3 separate regions of the Homo sapiens genome follow, and all the other regions are linked to region 1. A link is an interaction called in ENCODE POLR2A ChIA-PET data of the cell type or tissue named here. Cell type or tissue: HCT116. All regions are shown on one strand. Links, peaks and the distances in the headings refer to the core of each region. The heading gives the core; the rest is flanking DNA.

The links. Peaks named below come from ENCODE experiments on the same cell type or tissue, not always from the same donor. Only the 100,000 strongest peaks of a DNase experiment are listed, where the experiment ranks them.
Region 2: POLR2A ChIA-PET joins it to region 1 with 6 read pairs; 12 of 35 experiments call an interaction of 5 or more read pairs at or near these places.
Region 3: POLR2A ChIA-PET joins it to region 1 with 5 read pairs; 12 of 35 experiments call an interaction of 5 or more read pairs at or near these places.

What each region holds. Positions count from the first base shown.
Region 1 is chr1:148,516,490-148,526,941 of GRCh38, forward strand. RNVU1-27 (RNA, variant U1 small nuclear 27) reads left to right here and starts at 6,112; the gene lies at 6,112-6,276. RefSeq lists an enhancer at 5,668-5,727 and a silencer at 6,028-6,347. In HCT116, for the core only: no CTCF peak of the experiment used is centred there; DNase peaks (open chromatin) are centred at 5,774 and 6,212; H3K4me3 peaks cover 812 bases; H3K27ac peaks cover 532 bases.
Region 2 is chr1:148,366,600-148,377,051 of GRCh38, forward strand. It overlaps LOC124904396. Among named protein-coding and RNA genes, the nearest start is that of RNVU1-1, 9.3 kb to the left of the region's middle. In HCT116, for the core only: a CTCF peak has its summit at 5,072 (motif pointing right); a DNase peak (open chromatin) is centred at 5,082.
Region 3 is chr1:148,355,535-148,365,986 of GRCh38, forward strand. RNVU1-1 (RNA, variant U1 small nuclear 1) reads right to left here and starts at 6,999; the gene lies at 6,836-6,999. It also overlaps LOC124904396. In HCT116, for the core only: CTCF peaks have their summits at 6,002 and 6,207; DNase peaks (open chromatin) are centred at 6,137, 6,797 and 7,277; H3K4me3 peaks cover 2,095 bases; H3K27ac peaks cover 1,268 bases.

The DNA of each region.
Region 1 (10,452 bases), core at 3,188-8,187:
AGAGTGACATTTTTAGACTACTAATAATATTTATATGTAAGAAAGAAACTGGGTTTTTATATAAATATATAATCTTTTCAAATAAAAGATTATAATCAAGGAACTGTAAATAATAGAAAAATTACATAATGTTTCCCTATTTGGGGATTGGTTAAATGCAATATTATAGAAGTCTGAAAAAATAATGACTGTATTACAAAAGAATATAAAAATAATTGACTAGGAATTATGTCTACCAACTAATTCAGTCATTTGGCTGTTTATTCTCATTTGAACAGTAGTGGATTAAGAAAAAAACAAAAAGACTTTCGACTTCCATCACAGGGAGAAAAGGATCAAGTACACATTAGAGAAAGCTGATGGCAATGATTTCTAGTTTCCGTTTCTATTTTCTGTCAATTAACCATCATTTTGGTAAACAGCCTTTTTAAATGTCTTTTCTTTTAATTTTTAAATTTTTACTTTAAAGACAGGGTCTCACTATGTTGCAAAGGCATTGGCCTCAAACTCATGGACTCAAGTGATCTTCCTGCCATAGCCTCCCTAGATGCACATCACCATACCCAGCTATTAATGTCTTTATAAAAGCATTTTTAACCCTACTGGTCTAGCTATTGCATCAAATAAATAGCTAATTCCATTGACGAAGGATTAGGGACTCACGAGTGAAAATAAATGTTTTATTTGGATAATGGCTACAAAATCTCAACAGTCAAAATAAATAAGAGATTAAAGCCATGATGATGACTTAAAAGATAAAGTTAGGTAGAAATGTGAACTAAGGGAAATGACTCAACACATTCAGCAACACAAAACTGTGGCCTAAATTCACTCTGACAGTTGTTATGCTATCTCCTGCTGCCCGAGTAAAGTAAGTTATGAACAAGACACATGAAGGGGATCAGGCAGACATATGGTCAAATGCTTTCTGTGCAATATGTCTGTCTCCATATTATCTTCTCTGTCTCATTGCACTTTGGACATTTTTATTCTTCCTGCAGATCTATTTTTATGAAGCAATGTGATTTAAATGAAAAGAGCACTGAATTCTCAGCCAGATATTTGAGTTCTAGTTGAAGATTTATCACCTAGTGGTTATGAGATTTGGGGCAAATTGCTTAATCTCTCTCTTTCTTTACCACTTCGTTTGTAAGTTTTCTTGCCTCCCTACAGGACTGTATTGGGGATCAATCAATGTTGAGTTGAAGGCAACATGGTTTAAGTTGGCTTAATGGAGAAGTGGTAAATCACTTAAACGGGTAGAACAACACAGTGTAGAGGATGTTGGGCTGCATGAGGAAGTGTGGAAAAAAAGCATGCCATGAAAATATCATCACAATCTCACATTTCTTCATTTATTTGCACACTCTGAACACCTGCATGTGATAAGGACTGTGCAAGGTTCTCAGGATACCCAGGTAAAAATCACCACTTCTGCCAGTCTTGACTTTGCAAGCTTGAGGAGCAGACCTGGAGAAATTTGGCTATTACCACACCAAAGTTGTTCCTCACATTCCCTTTGACATATGGTCTCAGGAAAAAATGAAAAGAGTAAAAAAAAAAAAAAAAAGTCCTTCATTTTTGAAAGGAACAGTCATAATTAATTTCTAGAAGGAGAAAGAAAAAAAGAGATAACAGTGTGTGAAAAGGCTTAGAAAATGCTAGAGCACTACAGAAAGATAACGTGAGATTATGTCTAAGAGTAGCTTGGTTATTTTGCTTTTGTTGACAAAGTATACCTCCTTCATTTTCATAGTTGTCATAATTCTTTCCATGATTTTCTTAGTGGGTTTGTTTAGGAGAAACTGTATTCTTTCTTTATTCATCTAACTCTCCTTAACTCCAAAAGATGCTTCTTAGGATAACATTTTAAAAGGATATACATTACGCACATTTTTAATGCTTCTATACAGGACTGAAGGCCAATATTACCATGATAATAAGGCATGTAACAAAAATTTGTTCTGCAGAGAGTGAGAAAGCGTGAGGGAAAACACAGTGCAGGATTCTATGCTGTCACCCAAGAACCCAGACAGGCAAGTGAAATAATAGAGCAGACATTTCCTGAGGCTGTGGTCGATATGATTAGGAGATAGTGGGTAAAAATGGCCTTTAAACTATATACACATGAGAAGATAGATGTGAAAGCCCATTGCAAAGGCAATAAAATTATGCAAATATAAAATATCACTATTAAAATGTATGATGAATTGACGTGCCATGAAAACAGTTCCAGTGCTGGGCCAGAAATCAGGAAACGTGGGCTTTTGGTTTCTCACCATTAAAATGAAGAAGTTGGATTTATACCCAAGGGTACCTTGTGGGCTGTATGGCTTCTAAGTAACTGGTCATAACAAAAGGGACACAATCAGGTCAGTTTCAAACCAAGAATAAAATGGGAAATTAAAGAACTGAATTGGCTACTTTCTGCTCAAATGATTGTTAAAAATAAAGTTTAAAAAAAGCCCCAAGGACTATGCAGTGCAGTGAGCAGAGGCTCCCGATATTAAAAAGAAAACAAGGAAAATGGATTCCTGGTGATAGAAGTGGTGTGGGGGAAGACAAATAGTGTGGCTGCAAATGGAACAATATGCAAAAGAAAAGTAGCTAAATATAGCTCTTTTTTGGGAAAGAGATTGTGTCTAAGTCCATCAGTGGAAAGGCAACTTAATTGTTGTATAAGTCTGTTCAGGTTGCCATAACAAGATACCATACACCAAGTGGCTTAAACTATAGAAATGTATTTCTCACACTTCTGGAAGTTGGGAAGTCCAAGATAAAGGTGGTAGCAAAGCGGATTCCTTTCTAAGGTCTCTTCCTATGGCCTGTAAGTGGCTGTAGATTCACTGTGTGCCCATGTGACCATTTCTTCGTGCACCAGGGGGAAGGCGGACAAGCAAGCTTTCTAGTGTCTGTCTTCTTGTAATGGCATTAATCTCAGCATGAGGACACCACTCTCACAACCTCTTTTAATCCTGATTACCTCTCAAAGGCCCCAGCTGCATAAATCATCACAGTAGGTGTTAGGGCTTCAACGTTTAAGTGCGGGAGTTGGTGTTCACATTTCAGTCAATTGAGGTGGCAATTGAAATGAGAAAGGAAAACCATAGTTACTAGAGAGAACGGTTGTCTTGGGGAGGATCACTGGACAGAACTACGGTCCTGTCCAGGTTGTTATGGCAACCTGAACAGACTTATACAACAATCCAGTCCTAGAGGCAATACAACTTCTCTGCTGATTCCAGATTCTGAGCGCCTCTCAGTCCTTGGTTGGGTTGTTTTGATCCTGTCCATATTATATTTATAAATATTCTCTTCATAAAACTCTCTTTAGGCCGGGCGCGGTGGCTCACGCCTGTAATCCCAGCACTTTGGGAGGTCAAGAGATCGAGACCATCCTGGCCAACGTGGTGAAACCCGCTCTCTACTAAAAATACAAAAAATTAGCCGGGTGTGGTAGCGGGCGCCTGTAGTCCCAGCTACTCGGGAGGCTGAGGCAGGAGAATGGCGTGAACCCGGGAGGCGGAGCTTGCAGTGAGCCGAGATGGCACCACTGCACTCCAGCCTGGGCGGCAGAGCGAGACTCCATCTCAAAAAAAAAAAAAAAAAAAAACACAACTCTCTTTAAATCACACATCCGAGTGTGCCCCTTGTTTCCCACCAGAGCCAAGACTGAATGAGATGATTTCTTAAGGTCAGGTTGATGTCCTAATCCAGTTGTGCTGCTATAACAAAATACCACAGAGTGAGTAACTTATAAACAACAAAAATTTATTGCTCACAGTTATGGAGGATGGTCAGTCCAAGATCAAGTTGCCAGCAGGTTCAGTGTCTAGTGAAGGCCCATTCCTCTGTCATCCAGGCTGAAGTGCAGTGTTGCAAGCTTGGGTCACTGCAACCTTCACCTCCCAGGCTCAAGTAATCCTCCCACCTCAGCCTCCTGAGTAGCTGGGACCACAGGTGCTCACCACCATGCCTGGCTAATTTTTTTTTTTTTTTTTTTTTTTTTTTTTTTTTTTTTTGTAGAGATGGGGTTTCACCATGTTTCCCAGGCTGGTCTCAAACTCCTGGACTCAGGCAATCTGCCAGCCTCCTGAGGGAGTGCTGGGATTACAGGCATGAGCCACTGTGCCCACCCCCAAAATTCTACTCATATATATGCATAATTACATAGTTACCAGCCGTTATTTTCTGATACTTTGATTGGCAATTGGTTGAAAGAGTTTATCTAAAGACCTGGAATCCATAGAAGGCAGTCTCTGTGTTAAGGGGTTGTTCTTATTATGCAGATGAAGCCTCCAGGTAGCAGGCTTCAGAGAGAATTGATTGTAAATGTTTCTTATCAGACTTAAAAAGGTGCCTAGATTAGGGAAAAGGCCTGGAAAGGGATTCCCTGTAGCATGTAGACTTTCCCCACAAGAGACAACTTTGTAGGGACATTTCAAAATATGATAAAAAATGTATTTTAGGGTAAAATATTTGTATTTCTTTCAGGGCCTGCTATCTGTCATGTAATGCTACACTAGAGTCAGCCTGGAGTTTGGTGTCTTATTGCTACAAAAAGTCTTGAGATCGCTGTTGTAATGTCAGTTGGGCCTGGTCGGATGTGCTGGTCAGTTGTGCCTGAATTCCAAAGGAAGGAGGGTATAATGAGGCATATCTGACCCCTACTTCCCATCATGGTCTGAACCAGTTTTTCAGGTTAACTTTGGAATGACCCTGGCTGAGAGGAGGGGTGCATTCAAATAGTTGAGGGGCTTGGAATTTTATTTGTGGTTTACACTATAGAAAGTATTTTTCCAGTATTACCTGGACAATGTGTCTCCCTGTCAGTATCCAGGGAATGGCACCTGGATCAAGCATTTAGTGTTCAGTTGCTACACTCTCACCTAATCCCTCATTTTCAATATTTTGCCATGTTTTCCAGTGACCCAACTGGCCACCATGTCACAGACTTTATGGTCTCCAAGGGAGACCCCTCCATTTCATGTTTTGTGATTTGAGCAACAGACTGGAATCTACTTGAAATTTGCAAATGGTCTTTGACTTGGGCTTTCCAATTTTGCTCTACTTCACAGTGTTTTCTGGGTTATATACAAGGGAGATGATCCAGTCATTTGTTAAGCACCTCAAATAAGACATACCCTAGATTTTTTTTGTTTGTTTTGTCAAATTGGGATTATTTTTGTGTCTTTGGAGAATATAAAATACTAATATGAGGTAAGCACTAAGGTTCTGAGATGGCCGTGGAAGAGATGACAAACTCCATCACCATGCCTGAGAGTGTCCAATCGTCTCTGCGGGGGCCACATCATTTTGTATTACACTGTATTTGAAATAACAACAACAACAAAAAACCCTTCAAGATTCATAAAATTGGACAACTGTCTTTGTAACACTTCTAGTGGTAAAACCAGTAAGGATGGCTAGTTTGCAACCCATCTGAGCAGCCTCTCTGGTTTCATAGATATGTTTTCTCTCTGACATTGAACGGCTTTCAACTTGAAGCGGAATGCTACATCACAAAGATAAACAGGTTTGAAAGGAACCGGTTTTCCTTGTAATCCTAAACGTTCAAGTCTGCGCATTAAAAGACATTATCTGAAGAAGGGTGCACAAGCTTCCTGTTGGCCGCCAGAAGGGTTCTCTGCAGGACACAGATCAAGTACCACAGTCTTAGGGGGAGACCAGACGCGGGGTCTCTGCGAACCTCCCCAAAGGACAATGGCAGGAGGAAAAGGAGAAAGAGACAGACGTCACTTCCTCCGCCAGCTCCGGCAGCGGGTTGATGGGCTGAGTCGGCGGAGGGTAGGGCGGAAGAGCAGACGGGGACTGGGAAAGGCGCTGTCGGTGACATCACGGATAGGGCGATTTCTATGTAGATGAGGCAGCGCAGGGGCTGCTGCTTCGCCACTAAGGAGTTCCCGTGCCGTGGGAGTGGGTTCAGGACCGCTGGTCGGACCTGAGAGTCCCAGCTGTGTGTCAGGGCTAGGAGGGCTGTGGGTGGTGGGGGGGGGGGGTGGGGGGGGGGGGGCGTGCGCGGGGCAAGTGACCGTGCGTGTAAAGGGTGAAGCGTGTGAGGCTGTGGCGGGGCGGAGAGTGCAAGAGTTCATACTTACCTGGCAGGGGAGATACCATGATCATGAAGGCGCTTTTCTCATGGTCGCGGCTTATCCATTGCGTTCCAGATGTGCTGACCTCTGCGATTTCCCCAAATGTGGGAAACTCGACTGCATAATTTGTGATAGTGGGGGGCTGCGTTCGTGCTTTCCCCTGGCGCTTTTGTGGTGCGAATAGTAGATGAGCCGTAAGTGTTTTTGTAATTCAGGGTGCGGGCTCGTGTTTTGTGGCTGTGTTCTGTCCGGTCAGTTGTTTCCGTTCGCAACGGTTAGTTTTCCTTTGTGAGGCCATGTTTAGGGACAGGTTAGAATTATCCACTTACTCTCTCGGGAGGCGAATTTCAGTCTCTGTTGGTTGGGGTATTCTCCCAGGTTAGCTGCCGCGGTACTTGCTAGGTGGAGCTCAGGGATCAAGGGTCGGGAGCTTTCTGGTTTGTTCAGTGCTCCCAGGGCTTCTAACATCTCTTAAAAACTCTGGTGTTTTCTGTCATCCTCGGAGTTACCTCTTAGCCTCTGTTTTTTTTGTTGTTTTTTTTCCCCCCCTCCCTAAGACAAGTCTCGCTGTACCGTCCAGGCTGGAGAAGTGGCGCGATCTTCCCATCTCAGGCTCCCGAGTAGGACAACCGCACGCCACCACACCCGGCTAGTTTTTTCTCTTTTTTTTTCTTTTCTTTTCTTTCTCTTTCCTTTCTTTTTCTTTTTTCGTAGCGGTTTCACCATTCTGCTCAGGCTGGGCTCCAACTCCTGGGCTCAAGTGGTCCGCCCAGCCTTCTGAAGTGCTGGGATTACAGGTGCGATCCATCTTGCCCTGGCAGCTCCTGCTTTTCACCACAGCATTCACGGGAGTTTGTAGGATTTCTGTGCTGGGGAAACGTGTACTCAGTTAATAGAGCCAGGTGGAAGTTGTACTCAGAACTGGTGGTTTTCTTTGGAATGAAAACCGTGCATGTTGGGGGCTCTTAGTGTCCCCGTTCGGTTGTAGACATAACACCCTTGCTTTGTGTAGGGGGAGGGCTTTGCCCGTGCCCTGGTGCCCCGGCGCAGGGCATCGAGGCCTGCAGATCAGAACCGCAGTCTAACCTATGTCTTGGCGGAATACCCTGCTAATTCTCCCTGGAATGTAAGATGGGAGGTCTTGCGAGGAGGTTTCTACAAGTAAGAAAACAAATTTCCATTCGGTTTTTATTGACAAAATTGAAAATTATAATAACTGAGTCCAGCCTCTCAGATGACAAATGTCTTTTGCACTGAGAGCTGGGAACCGCCGCTTGCCTCAGCTCCTGCGTGCAGGTGCAGCCCTCGCTTCCCTCCACACTTTCTCCAGCGGGTGTCAGTTCCTCCACAAGAGGCAGACAGCGTTCTGCAGAACCACAGCGCTCAAGGCCTTCGAGAGCCAAAAATCTCGGAGCGAGCTGCCCTGTCCTGGCTGTACCTCACGACTGACCTAGAAATGGCCTTTGCTGGGAGCAAAGGGTAGGGGGGAGATGGTCGTCGGAGCTGGGGCCTGTGCACTGGACCAGGTTGACCCACGGGAGGGGAGGTACCCAGAATTAGAAGGGGGCCAAGCACTGAGACCTCACCATCCTCAATCTCCAAAAGGACTCAGAGAGATGCAGAGACTGAGACAGGCTTCCTTTTTCAAGGAAAGAGAAAACTACTGAGGAAGGCCCCAGGGGCTCTGAACCAAAATCCAGACTTTTTTTTCCACCTGCAGCTTTTTGTTTTTATTTTTGCTTGAGAAGGTGTCTCGGTCTGTTGCCCGGGCTGGAGGGCAGTGGCGCAATTTCGGCTCATTAAAACCTCCATCTCCCGGGTTCAAGCAATTCTCCTGCCTCGGCCTCCCTAGTAGCTGGGACTACAGGTGCCCGCCATGACGCCCGGCTAATTTTTGTATTTTTATTAGAGACGAGGTTTCACCATGTTGGTCAGGCTGGTCTCAAACTCCTGATCTCAAGTCATCCACCCACCTCAGCCTCCCAGAGTGCTGGGATTACAGGTGTGAGCTACCGCGCCCAGCCCGCACCTGCAGCTTAATCCCATTTCGCTGGTGCAACTTCATCCTTCCGTATGCTCAGGCCAATAAACAGTACTGTAGGCTGGTCGTTCTTTGACCCCCATACATCCTATTGGTCGGAAAATTATGTTTTCTCTTTGGTTAACTGCAGACTTTGATATGCACACTCTTTCTTGGTCTGAAACCCACCCAATAGTCCCATACGTAGATTTTTGGATAAACATAGAAATGGACCCTTCTGATCTGAAAGTTTGAAACTCGATATTTGTTTTATTTGAGTTCCTTCCTTCAGGCCTCTCAAAAAAGATATCAAAGAACTGAAAGTCACCCAGACAATGAGATGCCGGACCCCTCATTCATCCTGATTGCTTCCTTGCCCCTCCCTAGTTCCTGTTTTCTTTCTTTTCTTTTCTTTTTTTTTTTCTTTTTGCGACAGAGTCTCCCTCTGCCTCCCAGGCTGGAGTGCAGTGGCGCTATCTTGGCTCACTGCAAGCTCCGCCTCCCGGGTTCACGCCATTCTCCTGCCTCAGCCTCCCGAGTAGCTGGGACTACAGGCGCCGGCCACCACGCCCGGCTAATTTCTTTTCGTATTTCTAGTAGAGACGGGGTTTCACCGTGTTAGCCAGGATGGTCTCGATCTCCTGACCTCGTGATCCGCCCGCCTCGGCCTCCCAAAGTGCTGGGATTACAGGCGTGAGCCACCGCGCCTGGTCTAGTTCCTGTTTTCTTACACATTGTCACATTCTTTCCCTGCCATCTAAGCCTCTAGTTTTGGTTGGTCAGGGAGATGGATTTGAGACTGAGTTCTCATCTCCTCCGCTGCAGCACCCTATTAAAGCCTCTTCCTTGACAATAACCGTCTCAGTGATTGGTTTTCTGTGTGGCAAGCAGCGGGAACCCCAGGTCTCTGAACTTTGACAAAGGAATCTCCTGATAAAGGCGGGATCGATTTTACTGACCAAGCTGAAAACGATCAGACGTTTGAAAGCCTTAATCTCGGAGCCTGTCGGAGTTTGGTCTGCCCTTGAGGCTTTCCTTTGGGCCTACCAGTCAAAATCAGCCTGGCCAAACCTGTCTTCAAGGACCAGGGGCAGGGCCGGCTTCTCCCGCCGGGTCGGCAGCCACCTTCCCCTTCCCTGTGACTTGAAGAGAAGCTTCAGGGGGCGTTTATTCAATTTGCGAGGAGCCCGCGAGGCGCAGGTGCACGGTGACTCTGTGGTTCCCACCGCACCCGCTGCCCTCTTTGGTCCTCTCGCTGTCACCGGCGGGCAGTAACGTTCCGGGTGAGCTAGGGCTCCGAAGACACCAGGCAGGGAGGGACCAGTGGGTAAGGGCACCGCCCATTTAGGTCCTGCGCAGGAGGGATCCGAAAAAGGTCTTGAAGAAATAGAAAGGGAGAGCCAGATGCGGTGGCTCACGCCTGTAATCCCAGCACTTTGGGAGGCCGAGGTGGGTGGATCACGAGGTCACGAGTTCGAGACCAGCCTGGCCAAGATGGTGAAACCCTGTCTCTACTAAAAATACAACAAGTAGCCGGGCGCGGTGACGGGCGCCTGTAATCCCAGCTACTCAGGAGGCTGAGGCAGGAGAATCTCTAGAACCCCGGAGGCGGAGGTGCAGTGAGCTGAGACTGCCCCGCTGCACTCTAGCCTGGGCAACACAGCAAGACTCTGTCTCAAATAAATAAATAAATAAATAAATAAATAGAAAGGGAGAGTTGGAAGTAGATCAAATAGAAGAAAAGAAATCCTAGATTTCCTATCTGAAGGCACCATGAAGATGAAGGCCACCTCTTCTGGGCCAGGTCCTCCCGTTGCAGGTGAACCGAGTTCTGGCCTCCATTGGAGACCAAAGGAGATGACTTTGACCTGGCTCCTAGTGAGGAAGCCATGCCTAGTCCTGTTCTGTTTGGGCTTGATCCTGTAGCACTTGATTGTCTCTCCTGGACTTTCCATGGATTCCAGGGATGCAACTGAGAAGTTTATTTTTAATGCACTTACTTGAAGTAAGAGTTATTTTAAAACATTTTAGCAAAGGAAATGAATTCTGACAGGTTTTGCACTGAAGACATTCACATGTGAGGAAAACAGGAAAACCACTATGCTAGAAAAAGCAAATGCTGTTGAGATTGTCTTACAAACACAAATTGCGTGCCAGCAGGTAGGTTTGAGCCTCAGGTTGGGCACATTTTACTTTAAGCGCACTGTTGGTGGAACTTAAGGTGACTGTAGGACTTATATATATATACATACATATAATATATATACATATTTATGTGTATACACACACACACACACACACACACACACACACACAGGG
Region 2 (10,452 bases), core at 138-5,137, 150 kb before region 1:
CTTGATATGACCCTGAGTTGCATCGTGAGTGCAATCAGGAGGAATACAGGTGAAATTTAGCACAGGATGTACCAATGGGTCATTACGGTCAAAAGTGGTTTGTGGTTCTGAGTGGCAAACCTGGAACCTTGTCAAATTTCCCACAGAGGTAATGGTTTGTGAGATTCTGATCAGAGAATTATCCCTCCCTGCTGTAATCAAATTAGTTAGGGACAGTAAAACAGAAATCTGATCATAAGTATTTTGCTATGTATGTATGTATATGTATATACACATACACACAATAGGACTAGTGTGGCATATCTTAAGAGAATATGCATATAGGGTGATTTTACCAAAACCACCAAGAGACAACCCCTACAACTTAAAGGAGCCCTAATGGTGTGTGTATTCCAGTCAACAAAAAAGAGACTAACTCTTTCAGGTGCAGTGAGCACTGGAATTGTAACTGATTATACAGGCCAGTATCTTGGGTGAAAGCGGACTACCACAGATGTCAGCTACTTGCCATCTCTGTCAGGAAGATTGAGTTACCTTTAAGTGAAAATCTCCTGACAGATGTTCACTCTGGCAGGGTTGCCTTTTACAAGAGAAACATGAATCCGTGTGTCAACGCACGTAAGTTTAATGGCACAGATTGGTCAGTAATACCTGTTGTGAGTCAGGTGCAGTGGCCCATGCCTGTGGTCCCAACTATTTGGAAGGTTGAAGCAGAAGGATGGCTTGAACCCAGGAGTTCAAGGCTACATTGAGTCATGATTGTGCCACTGCATTCTGGCTTGGGGAATAGAATGGGATCCCATCTCAAAAAAATGTATAAAATAATAATAATACCTGATGTGGTCCCTTCCAACAGTCTTGGGGGGAATATTTTATTTGGTGTTGTTTCTAGTAAACAACATCTCCAGGTTATAGGCCGTGATTTTTAGTATTTTCATCTCCCAGGAGTGCATTATGAAAGGAATCCTTTATTAATGTGGAGTTCTTAGTAAGTTTTGAGAGATCTTAGCAGTAATGGAGAAAGTCACCTTTAAGAAGTGCAGATTCATAAGCGCCTTCATCTAACCACTGCATGGGTCTTCCGTTATTATTTCAAAGAGAGGGAGTGTGGACATTTTCCAGAACCAGTGGGAGATCCTTGGCCAAGAAAGGTTAAAAACTTCTGTTAGCTTTGCCAACTGAGTTTTTATTGTGTCATTAGTACATTCCATCGGCCCAGAGGATTATGGGTGACAGGCACAATGGAAATGTTGGGACATAGGCAAAACATTACAAATGGATCCAATTACCTGACCAATGAAGTGTGTTCCTCAGTTGCTATGGCATTCAGATGGCACTCCCCATGAGGAATTACCTTTTCTTTTCTTTTTTTTTTTGAGATGGAGACTAGCTCTATTGGAAGGCTGGAGTGCAGTGGCACGATCTCAGCTCACTGCAACTTCCGCCTCCCAGATTCAAGCAATTCTCCTGCCTCAGCCTCCTGAGTAGCTGGGACTACAGGTGTGCACCACCACGCCTGGCTAATTTTTGTATTTTTAGTAGAGACGGGGTTTCACCATGTTGGCCAGGATGGTCTCGATCTCTTGACCTCGTGATCTGCCCACCTTGGCCTCCCAAAGTGCTGGGATTACAGGGGTGAGCCACTACGCCCAGCCAGGAATTACCTTTTCTAATCACAATCTACCTACTACTTGGGCTGTGGCTCATTGGCATGGAAATGCTCACCCCAGTGAGCACGTACAAATTAACACCAGAAAGTATCTGTGACCCTGAGATGGAGACAGCTGGATAAAGTCTAACTGCCATGTCTCGAAGGGTCCTAAAGTTAAAATGTCCTTGTGACCCATGAAGGGGCTTTCCAGGGTGATGTTTGGGACAAACAGTACCACAAGAATAAACCTTTTCTGCAATCATAGGCAATGATTTTCAATACCATTGCTTTCCCCATGCTAACATTTTATCTGATTTCCAATGAGGCAGCTTATGAAGTACTGTATTCAGGGTAATTGAAGCCTAAGGGGTGGATCAGTGTATCATTGGGCCCATACCATAAGCCTGTTTCTGGAAGAAACTTGTTCCCTTTATCCTTCCAGAGATCCCTCTCCTGCTTAGGAGCTCCCACTTACGCTTCTTTTTTTTTTTGCTAGAGTCTAGCTGTGTTACCCAGGCTGGAGTGCAGTGGAGCAATCTCGGCTCACTGCAAACTCTGCCTCCCAGGTTCAAGCAATTCTCGTGCCTCTGCCTCTCAAGTAGCAGGAATTGTAGGCATGTGTCACCACACCAGCTAATTTTTGTATTTTTAGTAGAAACAGGGTTTCATCATGTTGGCCAGGCTGGTCTCAAACTCCTCACCTCAAGTGATCCACCAGCCTGGGCCGCCCAAAGTGCTGGGATTACAGGCATGAGCCACCATGTCCAGCCCACTTTTACTTCTAATGAAGTCTTCAATGGGTCATAAGTCAGCAAGGTCATTTCGAGAAGTTCTGTGTCTGATGCCACCTTCAGAACTGCATTCTTAGCTGCAGCATCAGCAAAATGATTGTCCTTGCTCTCCGGAATATCTAGTTTTGAATGACCAGGAATTTTGATGATGGCCAAAGATAAGGGTTTTCAAATTGCTTCTAAGAGATCAGAGATTTATTGGTCATTTTTGATGGCTTGACCTGATGAAATCAGATACCTATGTTGCTTCTAAAGCATTCCAAAATCATCACCTACTCCAAATGCATCTCTGCTCCCAGTGTAAATGTTAGGCTGAGGTGGAAGGATTGATTGAGCCCAGGAGTTCATTCAGGTCCAGCCTGGAAAACACAGCAAGATGTCCTCTCTACAAAAAAAAAAAAAAAAAAATCAAAGAATTAGCTGGGCATTGTGGCATGCACCTGTGGTCCCAGCTACTCGGGAGGCTGAGGTGGGAGTATTGCTAGAGCTGAGAGGTTGAGGATGTGGTGGGCCATGATGGAGCCACTGCATTCCAGCCTGGGTGACAGAGTGAGACCCTGTCTCAATAAATCAATAAATAAATCTTAACCATTTAAAATATCAATGACAGATTTGTTTGGCCTTTTAAGTGCATTGCTGAATTCTCCAATCTACATATTGGGGAACAACCTGGGTAATGGCAACATGGAGGTATTTGGCAAAAATGCAGACCCTTTCATTGTCTGCTTCTGTCTGTTTTTAAAAACCCTCTAAAGGATTATTCCAATTCACCCTTTCCAACCATTTAGTGGCCCTGCCTTCTTACACCAACATGTGAATTAATTGATAAAGATCAGAATATCCAGGCTCAAAAGTTTGGACAATTAAGTCAAATTTTCTCCTAAACCCTATAGGATCTTGGAGGTTGCTTTTGAATTAGAAAGGGAAAATTCAGCTGGGTGCAGTGGCTCACGCCTGTCATCCCAGCACTTTGGGAGGCCAAGGCGGGTGGATCACAAGGTCAGGAGTTCAAGACCAGTCTGGCCAAGATGGTGAAACCCCCTCTCTACTAAAAATACAAAAAAATTAGCCAGGCATGGTGGTGGGCACCTGTAATCCCAGCCACTTGGGAGGCTGAGGCAGAGAATTGCTTGAACCCGGGAGGCGGAGGTTGCACTGAGCAGAGAAAAAAAAAAAGAAAGAAAGAAAGAAGGGGAAAATTCATGTAAATTTTCATCAGGGAAGTCTTTTTTTTTTTTTTTTTTTTTTTTTTGATACAGAGTCTTGCTGTGTCACCCAGGCTGAGTGCAATGGCATAGTCTTGGCTCACTGCAACCTCCACTTCCCAAGTTCAAGAGATTCTCCTGCCTCAGCCTCCCGAGTAGCTGGGATTGCAGTCATGTGCCACCATGACTGGCTAATTTTTGTATTTTTAGTATAGATGGGGTTTCACCATGTTGTCCAGGCTGCTCTCAAACTCCTGACCTCATGATCTGCCTGCCTAGTCCTCCCAATGTGCTGGGATTACACGCAAGAGCCACTGCGCCCAGCCCAGGGAAGTCTTTTTATAATATTCTTAATTCACATTTTGGTGAAGCAGTATACAGAATGGTAGGCTCCCCTCTTCCTGTGGGTTTTACCTTGAAAGGGGCTGTCAGAACAGAAGTTTCAGGGAAGGGGCCAGAGCCCTGGGGACTTTCCTCAGGTGATGGTGATGGAAGAAGAGGCAAGGCAGGACCAGAGGGCTCAGGTAAGGGAGACTATGCAGGTGCAGGGGCAGGAGGAGAAGCAGCAGTTGGAGGCGAAAGAGACAAAGCCTCCTCAATATTTCTCAATTCAGAAAACGTGTCAGATGACTTCCTTCAGCTTACTTCCTCACTGGAGGCAATTTTCTCAGTTCTTTTAGAAATTTCTAGGTATCATTGGAAGTATGTCTCCCATTTAATTTGGTTCTAAAACCAAATTTTTTGGCCAGGCGCGGTGGCTCATGCCTGTAATTCCAGCACTTTGGGAGGCTGAGGTGGGTGGATCACGAGGTCATGAGATGGAGACCATCTTGGCCAACATGGTGAAACCCTGCCTCTACTAAAAATACAAAAATTAGCTGGGCATGCTGGCGTGTCCCTTTAGTCCCAGCTGTTTGGGAGGCTGAGGCAGGAGAATCGCTTGAACCTGGGAGGCGGAGGTTGCAGTGAGCCGAGATCATGCCGCTGCCTTCCAGCCTGGGTGACACAGCAAGACTCCATCAAAAAAACAAAAAACAAAAAAACAAAAACAAAAATTTTCCAATTGTGCACACTAATAAATTATTTTAAGCATTTCAAAAGATCCCAATTTTCTTCATTCTGCTTATGACTTAGGAAATGACCAGGAAATGGTTAGGTGGGTCCAGTTTCTTGGATATTTACAAGAGGATGCTTCATAAGTGTTATACATAAACCCAGCTGGTGTTTCTAAAGGTGGTTGTTTCTTCACAGTGTGCTGAATTTTGAAGCTTGATTTCCCATAATTCAGGAGCTTTTCAGATGACCAAGGCCTGCGATGTGTTTTGGGTCACAGTGTGGTGCTTATGAAGTCACTCCTACAGATAACACCGGAGTTGTGTGTCACTGTCTCAGTGGTTCCACTGTTTCTAACCACCAGGTGGCCACAGAGTCCCACATATATCCTCCCAGAAGAGCAGGAAAGGGGGTTGATAAAAGTGTTCTTCTGATGGGAAGTGTCCTATAAGGCCACCTTCACATGGTGACTAATGACCCCAACACCTCTGCAACATCCCCGATCACTTGGAGCACCTGAATGGATCAGCGGGAGCAGATCACTTCTTTTCTTCAGGGCAGGGGAACACACCTCCATGCACTTTCCAGTTAAGAACTAACAGGAATTAGTCACAAATGAAAACCTAAGTCCAAATGTTCAAAACAACATGCTACATAAAACAAAACCACCAGGGCCTACCTGCCAATACCTTGACCCAGAACTTCCTGCTGAGGAATAGAGGCAGAAAAGGCAGAAGCTCTCTGGGGAGCTCTTTGCCTGACTGTGACCCAAACCTTCTGTCCTGATGCAGAGGTGGAAAAGGCAGTTATTTCCCCCTGAAACACAAATCTCTTACCCACAGGGTAAAGACAGAAAACCTCTGTTCTAGAAAGGGAGAGCTGAAAAGGACACTCAAGCAAACTCCAAGACTTCAATCAACCAGTGTTTCTCTCAGAGTCAGTACTCGAAGGCTTCAGAGCTGGCCAGGCACCCAGTCCAGGAGGAATGTGGTGTGATCTGAGAGATGAAAATACATGCCCCCTTATAGACTAAGACAGACTGTAAGGTTAAGGAAACAAAAGTTAGCTACTTGTCCAGGGTTCAGGGCTCATCTGGCATGGCAACTTCCTGAATTCCTATGGCTACAGGAAAAACCACACTCTTGCTAAACTCCTTAACAATAGGAGCTAGCAAGCAAATTGTCAAAATCTTCCCAGCCCTTCTCAACTGGATTTACAAGCCAGATCACTAGAGCTCTGATGGGACAGAGGAGTGGCCTTCCATTCTTTCCTAATAAGCAACTGCAGATATCAAGCCAGTTTCAGCCATGTTACAGGGACTGCACACAAACCAACTTCGTGTCCAGTAGTTCACCTTTTGATATAAAGAGCCAATTTCTGCCTTATTTTATGCTAAAATCCCTTCCCCATCTGTGAAGATGGGGTGCATGTTACATATATGTTTACCCATTGCACATGAGCTCAATACTCCTCAGAAATGGTGTTTCCCCAAACCTACTGAATATGTATGACTCTATTGTGTGATACACACCCTGTGAGGCACAAAAACCAACCTGCCCTCTCTCTCTGTCTCTGAAGAGAAAGTGCCTCTTCAAAGACACACACCGGAGACTGTCACTTCCTGGACTGCAAACTTATATCACCAATAAAATTCTTACTACTATTTAGCCACCCTGGAGGACTTTGAGAGGACAGTCAGATGGTCAGAGATGAGTCAGTCTGAATCCTGCTCCCAGGGCCAAAAACATTGACATAGAAGGAAGGCGCTTAAGCACAAAATATGATTTAAAGAGTTTGTTTGAGCCAATGTGAATGTAGTTGCCCGGAAGGCTCAGACCCAAACAATATTGGATATCGGTTCTATTTGGCCTTTGTTACAAGCAGGTTTGTAAAGACCAAAAAGGGAGTCAGGGAGTTGGCTGGTAAAAAGTTGCTTGTCAGGAACTCCCAGTGGTTTACAGAAATAACATTGATTAGCTATACATTGTTCAGCTACAGGGAGTGAGAGATGGTGTCCAGAGCAGCATGTTTAGGTTACTTTATAGCTAACTGTGGCAATAGCAAGCAGTTTCAGTGGATGCATACATAGCTCAAAAGTGGGGAAGTGGCCGGTGGTGGTGGCTCATGCCTGTAATTCCAACACTTTGGGAGGCCGAGGTTGGCGGATCACCTGAGGTTAGGAGTTTGAGACCAGCCTGGCCAACATGAGGAAATCCCATCTCTACTAAAAAAAAAAAAGGCAGGCGTGGTGGTTCGCGACGTTAGTCCCAGCAACTCGGGAGGCTGTGGCAGGAGAATTGCTTGAACCTGGCTGGAGGAGGTTGCAGTGGGCCAAGATCCTGCCACTGAACTCCAACCTGGGCAACAGAGTGAGACTCCATCTCAATACAATAAAAAAAATATTTTTTAACTTAAAAAAATTTAGAAAGCAGGAAGTAGGATGTGGTTGCTCTCTCATTTTAATGCCTAGCTTTAGGCATGCTAAATTGAAAGCACTCATTTTCCTCACATGAAAAATTCTTTTCTTTTCTTTCTTTCTTTTTTTTTTTTTTTTTTTGGAGACACACTCTCACTGTGCCACCCATGCTAAAGTGAAGTGGCATGATCTCTGCTCACTGCAACCTCCACCTCCAGGGATCAAGCAATTCTCATGCCTCAGCCTCCCGAGTAGCTGGGATTACAGGCGCTAGGCACCATGCCTGGCTAATTTTTGAATTTTAGTAGAGATGGGGTTTCACCATGTTGGCCAGGCTGGTCTCGAACTCCTGACCTCAGATGATCCACCCGCCTCAGCATCACAAAGTGCTAGGATTACAGGTGTGAGCCACCATGCCCAGCCAAGACCATTAATTTAATCTATAGCTAAATCTATTCGTTTTTCATGTTACAAATTCAACAAGAAAAATTTTCCCTAATGAAACATCACATTTAAAGCTAAGTAGAAAAAAAATGTAATAGTGCCTTGCTGTGTCATCCAGGTGAGAGTGCACTGATGTAACCACAGCTGACCAGCCTAGAACTCTGGGCTCAGGCAGTCCTCCCAGCTCAGCCCGCCTTCTAATTTTTTAGAGACGGCATCTTGCCCTGTTGCCCAGGCTGGTCTCCAACTCCTTGCCTAAAGCATTCCTCCCACCTCAGCCTCCTGATTTTCTGGGATTACAGGTGTGAGTCAACCAGCCTGGCATTGCAGGAAAAAAAAAGCCCATAAATTATTCTTTATTTTATTTTATTTTGAGTTGAGGTCTTACTCTGTCACCCAGGCTGGAGTGTGGTGTTACAATCATAGTTCACTGCAGCCTGGATCTCCTGGGCTCAAGCGATCCTCCTGCCTCAGCCTCCCAAGCAGCTGAGACTACAGACATGAGCCACTGTGCTGGCTAGTTTTTTTAAATTAGTTCATTTTTTAAAATTTGTAGAGACAGGGGTCTCACCATGTTTCCCAGGCTGGTATCAAACTCCTGGCTTCAATCCTTCTTCTCTCCTCAGCTGCCTAAAATGCTAAGATTACAGGTGTGAGCCACCACACCCTGCTTAATTTCCATATTTTAATTTTATATATGTAATTATTACTGTCTTTAAGATAATTGGGGCAGTAATCTCTTTAAAGCTTTAGGGACTTAATTTATCTATTCACTCCACTGGAAGAGTATGACAATTGGTTTCATAAGAAAAAAATTTATAAATTAGAAAATTTCTTTCCACCAATCTAGGGGGCATTCAAAAGCAAATAATTGCGTTAAGTAACATCATTTAAGGTGAAAACAGATGCAGTGGTATCTATTAATGCTTATCAGTAAGGGAAACAAACTGAAAAAATGAACATCATTAGATCCTTGGAAAACCCTCATTGCTGAAAATCTGAGTGATTCTGGGATACCCTTTTGAGTCTGGCAGGGCATTCTCTTTCCGGAGCATATAAAAGTGAGTAAATCATTTTTTTTAATCCATTTTCATTAAGAGCTGAACTTCCTTAATTTTCTGGAGATTATTAAATTTGATTTGTGGCCAGGAGCAGTGGCTTACGCATGTAATCCTAGCACTTTGGGAGGCCAAGGTGGGCAGATCACTTGAGTTCAGGAGTTCAAGGCCAGCCTGGCCAACGTGGCGAAACCCCATCTCTACTAAAAATACAAAAATTAGCCAGGCATGGTGTTGCATCCCTGTAATCCCAGCTACTCAGGAGGCTGATGCACAAGAATCGCTTGAACCCGGGAGGCCAAGGCTGCAGTGAGCCAAGATCGTGCCACTGCACTCCAGCCTTGGTGACAGAGCATGACTCTGTCTTAAGCAAAAAAAATTTTGATTTGTAGAGTTTAGAGAAGTGCTTATGTTGCTGACTCCATTGCTTATTTGTGATCATATAAATCTCTTTTCTCCTTTCTGTAGTGTGATTTAAACGTAATCCTTAAAGGACATATATTTCAGCTGGTTAGAGTTTTTTAGCTGGTAGAAAACTGAGTGTATGAATCAAAGAAAACTGCTCCTTTCATGCTACAGACTTAGTTTTATTTCTGTACTAAGATTTCTTTTAGGTATAGTAATCTGTTAAAGCCAAGAGCTCCTATGGAATGAAGTTCAGTGGCGGGTTACGGGGGGCATTGAGTAGTAAGATCATCTTTATAATAGAGATGCCACTCTTGCAAATATTGACAGCTATTGAGCCCAAAAAATTGTTACCAAACATTGGAAAGACAAGATATGAGCAACTTCTCATTGCTGCAGTCTCAAATATCAGGAAATACCATTATCCTCAGGACAATGAACAGACCATCAAAAGAGACTCACAGACCAGATCAGCTCTCATATATCACCAAACAGGGACTGGATCCTTGTCAAACACCACCTAACAGAGATTGTCCCCAGAAATTCACTTCATAACATCAAAACCAGAAACCCACACTGATGCCACTGATGGCAGAAAACAGTGATGGAAGAAAGAGAGAGAGGGAGATAGAGAAAGGAAGGACTTGCTCAATGACCATACTTAGTATATAAAAAGCAAAACAGCTCAACTTCTGCTCATGAAAACAAGAACCAAGGGAACAAGAGCCAATATCTCTAAGGATCCAGGTCTGCACCAGGGGCCTGTTAGGTGCAGGATTCTGTTGGCTCCAATGATGGGTGTCAGATGGATTAATTTTTATGGACATAGCCTCTGAAAGAAATCCGTCGAGGCTAATAATACGGAGACACTTGTCTGCATGCTCATTCTCCATTAATATAGAAGGAAACTGGCATTAGATTGTTTTCATCAAATAAAAGTAAAATCAAGATTTATAAAGAGAAGAGGAAAGGGGAGGAGAAAAAAAATGACTGGGACCATTGTGATTTTGCTCCCTTTGGATAAGCAACTTGGCAGAAAGCTATCAAAGAGGTCACTGTGACCTGTCTTCTCTGGACCAATGTGACTTGGTCATCACAGGAAACAATTACAGGCTGGGCACAGTGGCTCATGCCTGTAATATCAACACTTTGGGAGGCTGAGGTGGGTGGATCTCTTGAGCTCACAAGTTGGAGAGCAGCCTGGGCAACATGATGAAACTCTGTCTGTACAAAAAATACAAAATTTAGCCAGGCATGGTGGTGTATGCTAGTAGTCCCAGCTACTCAGGAGTCTGAGGTGGGAGGATCACCTGAGCCTGGGGAGGTTGAAGCTGCTGTGAACCATGATTAAACCACTGCACTCCAGCCTGGATGACGGAGTAAAACCATGTCTCTAAATAAATAAATTAAATTTGAAAAAGAAACAGGG
Region 3 (10,452 bases), core at 5,125-10,124, 160 kb before region 1:
AACTGGTAACTGTACAGTGCATCAAAAATCCTTCCTGTTTACAACCAATTATCACAACTAGCTACAGATTTCTTTGTTCCTTCTCCACTCCCACTGCTTCACTTGACTAAACTTAAAGGAAAAAAAATTGTTTTTACATATGATATTGTTTAAATTGATCCTCAGCCCGTCCTCCTCAAGTAGCTGGGACCACAGGTGTACAACACGGTGCCTAGCTAATTTTGTAGAGACAGGGGTTTTGCCATGTTGGCCAGGCTGGTCTCGAACTCCTGGACTCAAGTGATCTGCCTGCCTGGGCCTCCCAAATTGCTGGGATTACGTGCTGGCCTCCATGCCCAGCCATCATTTGTATTTTGAATTTAAATATTTTATAGTCATAAGTATCACTCTTCAAAGATTCTGAGTTTTGTAGCATGTATATGGTGAGGTTCAGGACACACTACTCCAAAATATAACACCTTGGGGTATTGAATATTTTATGCTAAAGGAATTTGAGAAAACAACAAAAGCAGGAAGGTCACTGTCACCCTCCCCCTGCCCTTCTTCCCCAAAGCAGATCATAAGGCTCTCATGTGAGAGGTGCTCTCTCTGTACCCAGAGGAAAGATGCATTGCTGTGTCTGAAGACACAGCGACACAGAGTCTGAGCACACAGGCCTGGCTACATTTCCCCCAGTTTATTACCATTAGATCATACTCCTTTCATCATATCTCACTTCTCTATGACTATCCACTAGTCATCAAACATACCGTTAAAAAAAAACAACTTGAAGTTTAGCTGTTTCTTCAGGTCTTCATTTCTTTAGGAAGGCTCTTCTTCTATCATGTAAAACTTACATTAAATAACTAGATATGCTCTTCTCTTGTTAGTCTGTCTTTTGCTATAAGGTTCTCAGCAGTGAACCTAGGCTGGGTGAGGAAGAGTCATATTTCCTCCCTTACATGTACAAAATGTCTTCCACTGTAAAACTGTAAAAATTTTATTGAGGCAGGTTTGAAGCAAGAAATTGAATCATTATTCCCCTTTGGATGAACTGAACAGATGAGCTAACAAACCCCCAGTTCCTCCCAGATAGAAATACTTCTCTAGCTCATTCCCTGAATCTCCTTGAGGGTCAAACCTGCTGGAGATTGAGGGGCCTTCCTGGGACCTCCCAGCCCAGGAGATTACTGCTGGTGAGAAGATTGCTGCAGTTTCCCTGGGAGGGTGCACAGCCACTGGAAAGTATCACTGCTGTAACTTCAATACAACAAATTGTCATCATATCTGCTCTTTTGGTTTATTTATTTTTTTGGAGATGGAGTCTCACTCTATCACCCGGGCTAGACTGCAGTGGCACAATCGCAGCTCACTGCAACCTCTGCCTCCTGGGTTCAAGTGATTCTTCTGCCTCAGCCTCCCAAGCAATTGGGATTACAGGTGCACTGCCATGCCAGGCTAATTTTTGTATTTTTAGTAGAGATGGAGTTTCTCCATGAGGGCCAGGCTAGTCTCGAACTGCTGTCCTCAGGTGCTCTGCCCACTCGACCTCCCAAAGTGCTGGGATTATAGGCATGAGCCCTTGCACCTGGTCACATCTGCTCTTTGTGCAGTGTTGCAGGCATAATACAAGAGCTAACATGCAAATAAGTAACATATGAACACTCATCAACTGTGCCTGACATGCCAAGTGCCACATGTCAGGCACAGACAATGAGTGTGCATAATTACTTATTTAGTCTTTACCACAGGCCAAGGTCACACCATCATCTTTATCTTCCATATGAGACAACTGAGATGCAGAGATGTTAAGTTACCTGCCCAGGGTCACTCTGGTCAGATTTCTTTCACTGTCATACTTTTTCTATGTCAAGTTTTTCTCACTGTCATAATTTTTTCCAGGGCACTTTCATTAGGAGCAATATAAACACAGTGGTTCTGAGAATGTCTTCTGGAGCTAGGCTGCCTTCACTTCAAATTCTTGCTTTCACATCCTCCTTCCCTGGCTAAGTGACCCTGAGCACTGCATCTTGCTTCCAACCTCCAAGCTTCCCTTGTCCATTCCTGGACATAAGCCAGGCTAAATATGAGAGGAGTTTAGTTCCAAGTCTAAGTGTGAAACAAAGATGATAGCCCTTTCCCGAGACAAACCTCTTCCTTTCTTGGGGATCAGACCTCCTTAGCAAAGTTAACAAATTAGGCACGAGATTGGAAATTATGGCTCAGGAGCTATGAAGCCAGAAGCCACAAGATTCCTAAGCTCCCCAATTGTGCCTATAGATAACATCATTAGTGTCAAACCTAAGATTGGTGTTCAAGGTATTTTTCAGACCCTGCCTTATGATGGACTAGCTGGCACACCCAGACCGGTAAACTGGCTCATCTGGTCCTGTGGCCCCCACTCAGGGACTGACTCAGTGCAGGAAGACAAGCTCTGACTCCCTGTGATTTTTATCCCCAACCCAACCAATCAGCTTTCCCCATTCCCTAGCCCCTTGCCTGCCAAACTATCCTAAAAAAAAAAAAAAAAAAAAGTGTCCTCTGAATTTGGGGGGAGACAGATTTGAGTAATAATAAACCTCTGTCCTGGTCACTTAGCTGTCTCTGCATTTATTAGATTCTTTCTCTATTGCAGGAAGCCTGCTTTTCTCAGCTCCATTGGCTTTTCTGGGCAACCAGCAAGATAAACTCACCAGTTACATTAATAAAAGAGAAACACAAATAGTACATATGCTTGAAAAGAAGTGTAAGTCTGTATATTTCTTTTGAAGAAACAGGAAAGGAGGAGGAATAATATGACAGGCAACACACTGTCCTAAATATTTTCATGATTCTCCTGCCTCCCCATATCCTTCTTATCCCAACAACTGCTCCCTAGAAACCTCCAACTTAAACACAATCCTGCCAGAACTAGGTTTGTCCTTCTCTTGCATTTTCCTCTCACTTGCCCCACACCCCTTCCAAATCTGTTCTTTCACTTCCAGGTCATTGAGTTTTTCCATTTAAAAATATGAAAGATACAGAAAGAAGAAGATAACCAGTCATCCATATTCCCACCACCTGGAATTAAGTACTGTTCACATATGTACATATTTTTCTTCCAAATCATTTTAAAGTTACTCTCATTTTTTTTAAATTATACATGCTTAGCATAAACCATAACACTAATACAGAAAAAGTACAGATATGTAAAATTTCTGATCACCATAAGTTCAAAATAACTTTTGTTAACATTAGGGCAACACTGATTGAATCATGTTCTTCTGGTATATCTACAGAGAGAAGAATGTATATTTTAGCTAGACTGTCCCCCCAACGCCCCTGCAAAAGAAAAAACAGAACAATAAATATATATATATATATATGAGCTATATATTATATATATACATATATATAGGAGCTATTATATAGATACATATATAGGAGCTATCTATTATATATATACATATATATAGGAGCTAAATATTATATATATACATATACATATATATATATACATATATATATGTATATATATATATATGCTTTTCTAATATTGAGCTTAGACTCTATTTTTATTTTACAAATATTCCATTTGGGTCCGGCGCGGTGGCTCACGCATGTAATCCCAGCACTTCGGGAAGCCAAGGCGGGTGGATCACGAGGTCAGGAGATCGAGACCATCCTGGGTAACACAGTGAAACCTCATCTCTACTAAAAATACAAAAAATTAGCCGGGCGCGGTGGCGTGCGCCTGTTGTTCCAGCTACTCAGAAGGCTGAGGCGAGAGAATGGCGTGAACCCGGGAGGCGGAGCTTGCAGTAAGCCGAGATGGCGCCGCTGCACTCCAGCCTGGGCAACAGAGCGAGACTCCGTCTCAAAAAAAAAAAAAAAAAAAAAAACAAAAGCAAAAACGAAAAAACAAAAAACAAAAACGAAAAAACAAAAAACAAAAAACAAAAAACAAATATTCCATTTAATGGTGCATGAATTTAACTGAAGACAAAGAGACAGAAACAGAAACGAAGGAATTCCTGAACTCTCAATCACATTTAGAGAGACGCTTTTCTAAAGGAATCCTCTAAAGCTAAACATAAGTTAAATTAAGTAGAATGCATTATGATTTGCAGTGTTTGTTTGTTTGTTTTTGAGATGGAGTTCTTGTTTTGTTTTGTTTTGTTTTTCTCTGTTGCCCAGGCTGGAGTGCAGTGGCTCGATCTCAGCTCACTGCAACCTCCGCCTCCCAGGTTCAAGCAATTCTCCTGCCTCAGCCTCCCAAGTAGCTGGGATTACAGGCGTGTGCCACCATACCCAGCTAATTTTTGTATTTTTAGTAGAGATGGGGTTTCACTATGTTGGCCAGGATGGACTCGATCTCTTGACCTTGTGATCTGCCTGCCTCAGCCTTCCAAAGTGCTAGGATTACAGGCATGAAGCACTGTGCCCGGCCTTTTTCTTTTTCTTTTGTTTTCTTTTTCTTTTTCTTTTTTTTTTTTTTTTAGAGCAGCATCACTTGCTCTGTCACCCAGGCTGGAGTGTAGTGGCGCGATCTCCACATGCTACAACCTCCACTCCCAGGTTCAAGAGATTCTCCTGCCTCAGCCTCCTGAGTAGCTGGGATTACAGGCGTCTACATCACACCCAGCTAATTTTTTTTGTATTTTTAGTAGAGATGGGGTTTCTCCATGTTGGCCAGGCTGGTTTCAAACTCCTGACCTCAGGTGATCCGCCTGCCTCAGCCTCCCAAAGTGCAAGGATTACAGGCGTGAGCCACCACGTCTGGCCTGCAGTGGTTTTCTTACTACTTTTTACAATCAAATTGATTAAGGCATTGGTTGAATATGGTACAATACATCCATTTCAAGTTTGATGACATGTCTACTACTCCAGAAGGTCCTCTTGTGCCCTTTGCAGTCAGTCCCCTCGACTCCCTGACCCCAGCAATTAATGATGTATTTTCTGCCACTATACAGGTTAGTTTCACCTGTTCCAGAAATTCACCTTGATGGCACCACACAGAATGCACTCTTTTGAGATTCACCCATGTTATCTCATGTTTCCATAATTTGTCCCATCTTACTGAGGGTGGTATTCCATTGGATGAATATATCACAAAAGGTCCATTAACCTCTTGATACATATGAACTGTTTCCAGTTTGGGGACTATTGTAAACAAAGCTGCTAAGAACAAGTTCTTTTTGTTAATATTTGTTTTGTAAATTCCGTTTGTCATTCTTTAGTATTAACTTATTTTGTAAAAGGACGTAATCTTCATAAGTGCAAAATTCATTCAAATTTTACAGAGGCCTGAAGCAGAAGCCTACACAATTTCCTTTGTTATATTTCATAATTAAGGGGGAAAAAACTTTATCTGGGATGTTGTTTCCTATCAGCAAATCCTTAATGTAAGCCATACAGGATGCTAGCTGTACTATTAGACTATCTTCTGTAATCTGTGCAATAACTCTAAGAAGTACTTCGTCTTATTATTTTCCTGTAACACTTTCCAACTTGAAGCCTAGCAAATTGAAGGACCTGGCCCCAGGTCAAACAGAAGGCAAGCGGCAGCGCCAGTACTGGAAGAAGGCCTTCCCAAAGGCAGACAGAAGCTCACGTCTTTGTCAGAACCTCGGTATTTCTGATGCGCCTGGAAGCCAATATCCAAGCCGTTCTCAGCCACTGGATTGGTGGGCTGCTTTGCTCAGAAACTCCTCGATCAGGAATCCCAAGCATACGTTAGTGATGACGGTCCCAAAACAAGGGACATTTCTTAACCATTCTAAAAACCCGTTTGCTCATTAGTAACGCAATGAAAGTTGCTTTCGTCTTGGTTCATATATTTTATATTTGAGCAAGGCAATGTCCGCTGCTGGGGTTAGAAGTAAATGGCTCGTCTTCATCAAACTAGATCAGTCCGTAGGACGTATGGCTTCCACTCGCAGTGTCCTGAACACTGGCTGGGCTTCCTGTGCGTTCTAGCCGGTTTTCTTTGGAGCCGCGGGTTTCTGCACCGCACCCTAGTCGGGATGGCAGAGGCTTCTCGGAACACGCGGATCTATGAGTGCAGTCCCCGGGGTAGCCACCAGGGAACGCCATAGGCTTTCCCGCTGTGTTCCTCCTTGCCTTTTCCGTTTGGGCCAGGTAGTTTCTATTGACCAGGACATTACAGATCAGAAGTGGGTGGGGTCAGAAAACACACCCTGGGAGAGGCTGGCAAAATGCCCAGAACCGCCATCACTAGGACTGGGGTTTTCTTCTGTAGTGGAATTCTCGTGTTCATGTAGTGCAGGGAGGATCGCAGCGCATTTCCGCCAAGACAAGTGAGACTGCGGTTCTGACCTGCGGGCCTCGATGAATTGCGTTAGGACACCTGGGCGCTGGCAGAGCCGTTCTCCTACACAAAGCAAGCGTGTTATGTCTACAACCGAACGGGGACACTAAGAGCCCCAAAGGCCCTGCTTTCATCCCAAAGAAGAGTGCCTGTCTGCGTAGTTTCCACCTGGCTCTATGAGGTGAGAACTGATTCCTCGCTAGCACAGAAATCCTGAAACAGAGGCTGTGTAAAAGGTGACAGGGGCCTAGGGGAAAACACGAAGATTTTCACAGAGCGTGAGACCCCAAGAGACTGGAGACCATGGATCAATTTTTGCAATAAGCAGCCTTATGTTCAAAGGGAAAAGCTATGCAGCCTTCGCGCTAGTTAACTTGTGATAAACAGGCTCACAACGGCTGACGCTTGTTCCTTCTCCAGCGAGGACAACGACATGCCACTTCTGTTCCCCAGCCATCCAACTGTAAAAATAACATGACACCACCCATATTATGCACTACTAAAAGTATCCCTTCACATACAATCTGCGTTTTCCAGCACAAAATTCAGAGGACAGCGCGAACGCAGTCCCCCACTACCACAAATTATGCAGTCGAGTTTCCCACATTTGGGGAAACGGCAGGGGTCAGCACATCCGGAGTGCAATGGATAAGCCTCTCCCTGGGAAAACCACCTTCGTGATCATCGTATCTCCCCTGCCAGGTAAGTATGAGATCATACGCCTCCGCCCTGCCACAGCTCCATACGCCTCACCCCTTACACGCACGGTCACTTCCCACGCGCAACCCCCCACCGCCCCCCACCCCCACCCCCAGCCCTCCTAGCCCTGACACACAGCTGGGACTATCACGTCCAACCGGCGGTCCTGGACTTGCTCCCACAGCAGGAGAAATCCTCCGTGGCGAAGCAGCAGCCCCTGAGATGCCTCATCTACACAGGAATCGCCCTATCCGTGATGTCACCGACAGCACCTTTCCCGGTCCGGCTCTGCTCTTCTGCCCCACCCTCTGCCACCTCAGCCGATGAACCCGCTGCGGGAGCCGGCGGAGGAAGTGACGCCTGCCTCTCCCTCTTTTCCCTCCCATCCACGCCCCTGGTCTCTCCCAGAGAAGTAGGTTCTTAGTCTGTGATGCCAAGGACCCCTTTGGCGGCCAGCTGGAGCCTGTGCGCTCTTCTTCAAATAATGTCTTTTAATGCGCAAACTAGAAAGTTCAGGATTACAAAGAAAACTGGTTCTTTTCACATACGGTTATCCTTGTGATGTAGCATTCCGCTTGACATTGGAAGTCGTTCGATATCAGAGAGAAACCATATCTACGAAACTAGAGAGGCTGCTCAGATGACTACAAACCAGCCATTCTTACTTGTTTTATCACTGGGAGTGTTATAAAGATGGTCGTCCAGTTTCATGATTCTTGCAGGGTTTTTTCAAATACAGCAATGTACAAAAATGTGCTGCTCCAGCAGAGCACACTGGACACGCAGACATGGTGCCGGAGTTTGCCATCTCTTCCACTGCCTTCTCTAGACCTTGGCGCTTACCTCATGTTAACAGTTTATATGCTGCAAAGACAGAAACAAAGTCATCCAAATTTGGCAAAAATATTTGGGGGAAATTTTATTTCAGGTGTTTAACTGATTACTTTTAATATGTAGACTACAACACCAAACTCTGACAATACTCCACAGACTTATTAATGGTTTCCACCCCCCTCTCTGCAAATCTATCAGGCAAGTTTTTCCTGCCCTTCACTTTCATATAAGCTGAGTCATACAGTGTGTAGTGGGTTTTGTGGGGAGTGTTACTGCCCAACATGTTCACCTTGCCTGCTGCCTAGACAGAGCCAATTTTTCGACACAGGGGAATTGCAATAAAGACCTGCACTTTTTATTTGGTGGTTGGGGGCCAGTGAGTTGAGAGTTGTGATTGGTCAGGTCGGAGATGAAGTCACAGGGAGCTGAAGCTGTGGTCTTCTGCTGGGTCAGTTCCTGCGTGGGGGCCACAAGACCAGATGAGCCAGGTTATCAGTCTAGCTGGTGCCAGCTGATCCACTGAGTGCAGGGTCGGCAAAATATCTCAAGCACTGATCTTAGGTTTTCCAATAACGATGTGATCTCCAGGAACAATTTGGGGAGGTTTAGAATCTTGCAGCCAGAGGCTACATGACTCCTAAACCATAATTTCTAATCTCAGGGCTACTTTGTTAGTCCTGCAAAGGCAGTCTAGTCCCCAGGCAGGAAGGGGGTTTGCTTTGGGAAAATGATATTATCATCTTTGTTTCACAGCTAAACCATAAACTAATTTCCTCCCAAAGTTATTTCGGCCTGTGCCCAGCAATCAACAAGGACAGCTTGGACGTTAGAAACAAGATGGAATCAGTTAGGTCAGATCTCTTTCACTGTGATAATTGTCCCAGTTGTAACTTTTGCAAAGGCGGTTTCAGAAGCAGAGGCATAGGTTTGACTTCTTTCACTCAGTCTTATGTCTATGAATTTTTCATGTTATTCATATGGTTATTTGTTTCTATGTGTATTCCTTTGTAGGAATATACACTAACTTATTTATTTCTTCTGCTATTGTTGAGCATGTTGACCTAAAAGAAAGAGGCTGAAGCACAAAATATAATTTAGAGTTTACCTGAGCCAACATGAAGAGAGCTGCCTGGAAGACTCACACTCAAGGAACCTTGGATCTGAGCTCCCTTTGATCTTTGTCACAAGCAGGTATTTAAAGGTCAAAAGCAGGGACAGACAGTGGGCTGACAGAAAGGTGCCTGTCAGGAGTTCTCATTGGTTTACAGAAATAACATTGATTGGTGATTGGCTATATGTTGTTAAGTTATAGGGTATGGGGGTACAGGGATTGGTGTGGCATTATTAGGTTAATTTACAGCTACTTGAGGCAATAGCAAGCAGTTTCAACAGATGAATACATAGCTCAGTGCAGCTCAAAAGGAAGGAGCAGAAAGTGGTTGCTGTCTCGATTTAACCTCTCTCTGGGCCTGATCATCTGAGAGGGCTCACATTCCTCAGATAAAACATTTTTAAAAAACTTTCTTCTTGAAAGCATTGATGATCAAAAGCTCATTCAAGGTGTCCCTCTTTGCCAGAAAGGCTTATTCCTGGATAGTCCTGTCCCAGGCAGGGGACAGGGGAGGAAAGAAGCCACCTCACTGAGGAATTTTTAAGAATGCCCAAAAGTCCAATTGAAAGGGCATTACAACCAGGCACGGTGGCTCACATCTGTAATCCCAGCACTTCAGGAGGCCAAGATGGGTGGATTGCTTGAGTCCAGGAGTTCGAGACCAGCCTAGGCAACATGGCAAAACCCCATCTCTACAAAAAACACAAAAAATAGCCAGGTGTAGTGGCACACACCTTAGTCCCAGCTACTCAGGAGGCTGATGTAGGAGGATTGCTTGAGCCTGGGAGTTCAAGGCTGCACTGAGCTAAGATCACACCACTGCACTCCAGCCCAGGTGACAGAGTGAGACTCGGTCTCAAAAAAAAAAAAAAAAAAAAAAGAGAGACAGAGAGGCCTCAGTTAAGTCTGCAGCTTCTGTCACTTGTTGAATCATCTCTAGTCTTCAGAATACCATGAAATTAGTTTTCTCAGAAGTAAAACGATGAGAAATACATAACAATAATGACATTGCACTTCATCATTCCATTTCCTAAGACATTTATAGGGCCATGGATGGTGATCTTTTCAAGAGACAAAAATAAACGCGGGTGCAGAACAGGTAAGTGCACTATAATTTGAGTACATCAGCTTTTGGGCATTAAAATCGTGGGTCAGAAATTTAGAGCAAGAGGGCAGGCTGGATCCTGATAGCAGGAGAGTGTGTGTGTGTGTGTGTGTGTGTGTGTGTTTTGAGACGGAATCTCACTCTGTCGCCCATGCTGGAGTGCAGTGGCACAATCTCGGCTCACTGCAAGCTCCGCCTCCCAGGTTGACGCCACACTGAGATTCCCTAGTAGCTGGGACTACAGGCGCCTGCCACCATGCCCGGCTAATTTTTTGTATTTTTAGTAGAGACGGGGTTTCACCGTGTTAGCCAGGGTGGTCGCGATCTCCTGACCTTGTGATCTGCCCGCCTCTGCCTCCCAAAGTGCTGGGATTACAGGCTTGAGCCACCGCGACTGTCCGAGTGTTTTTCTTT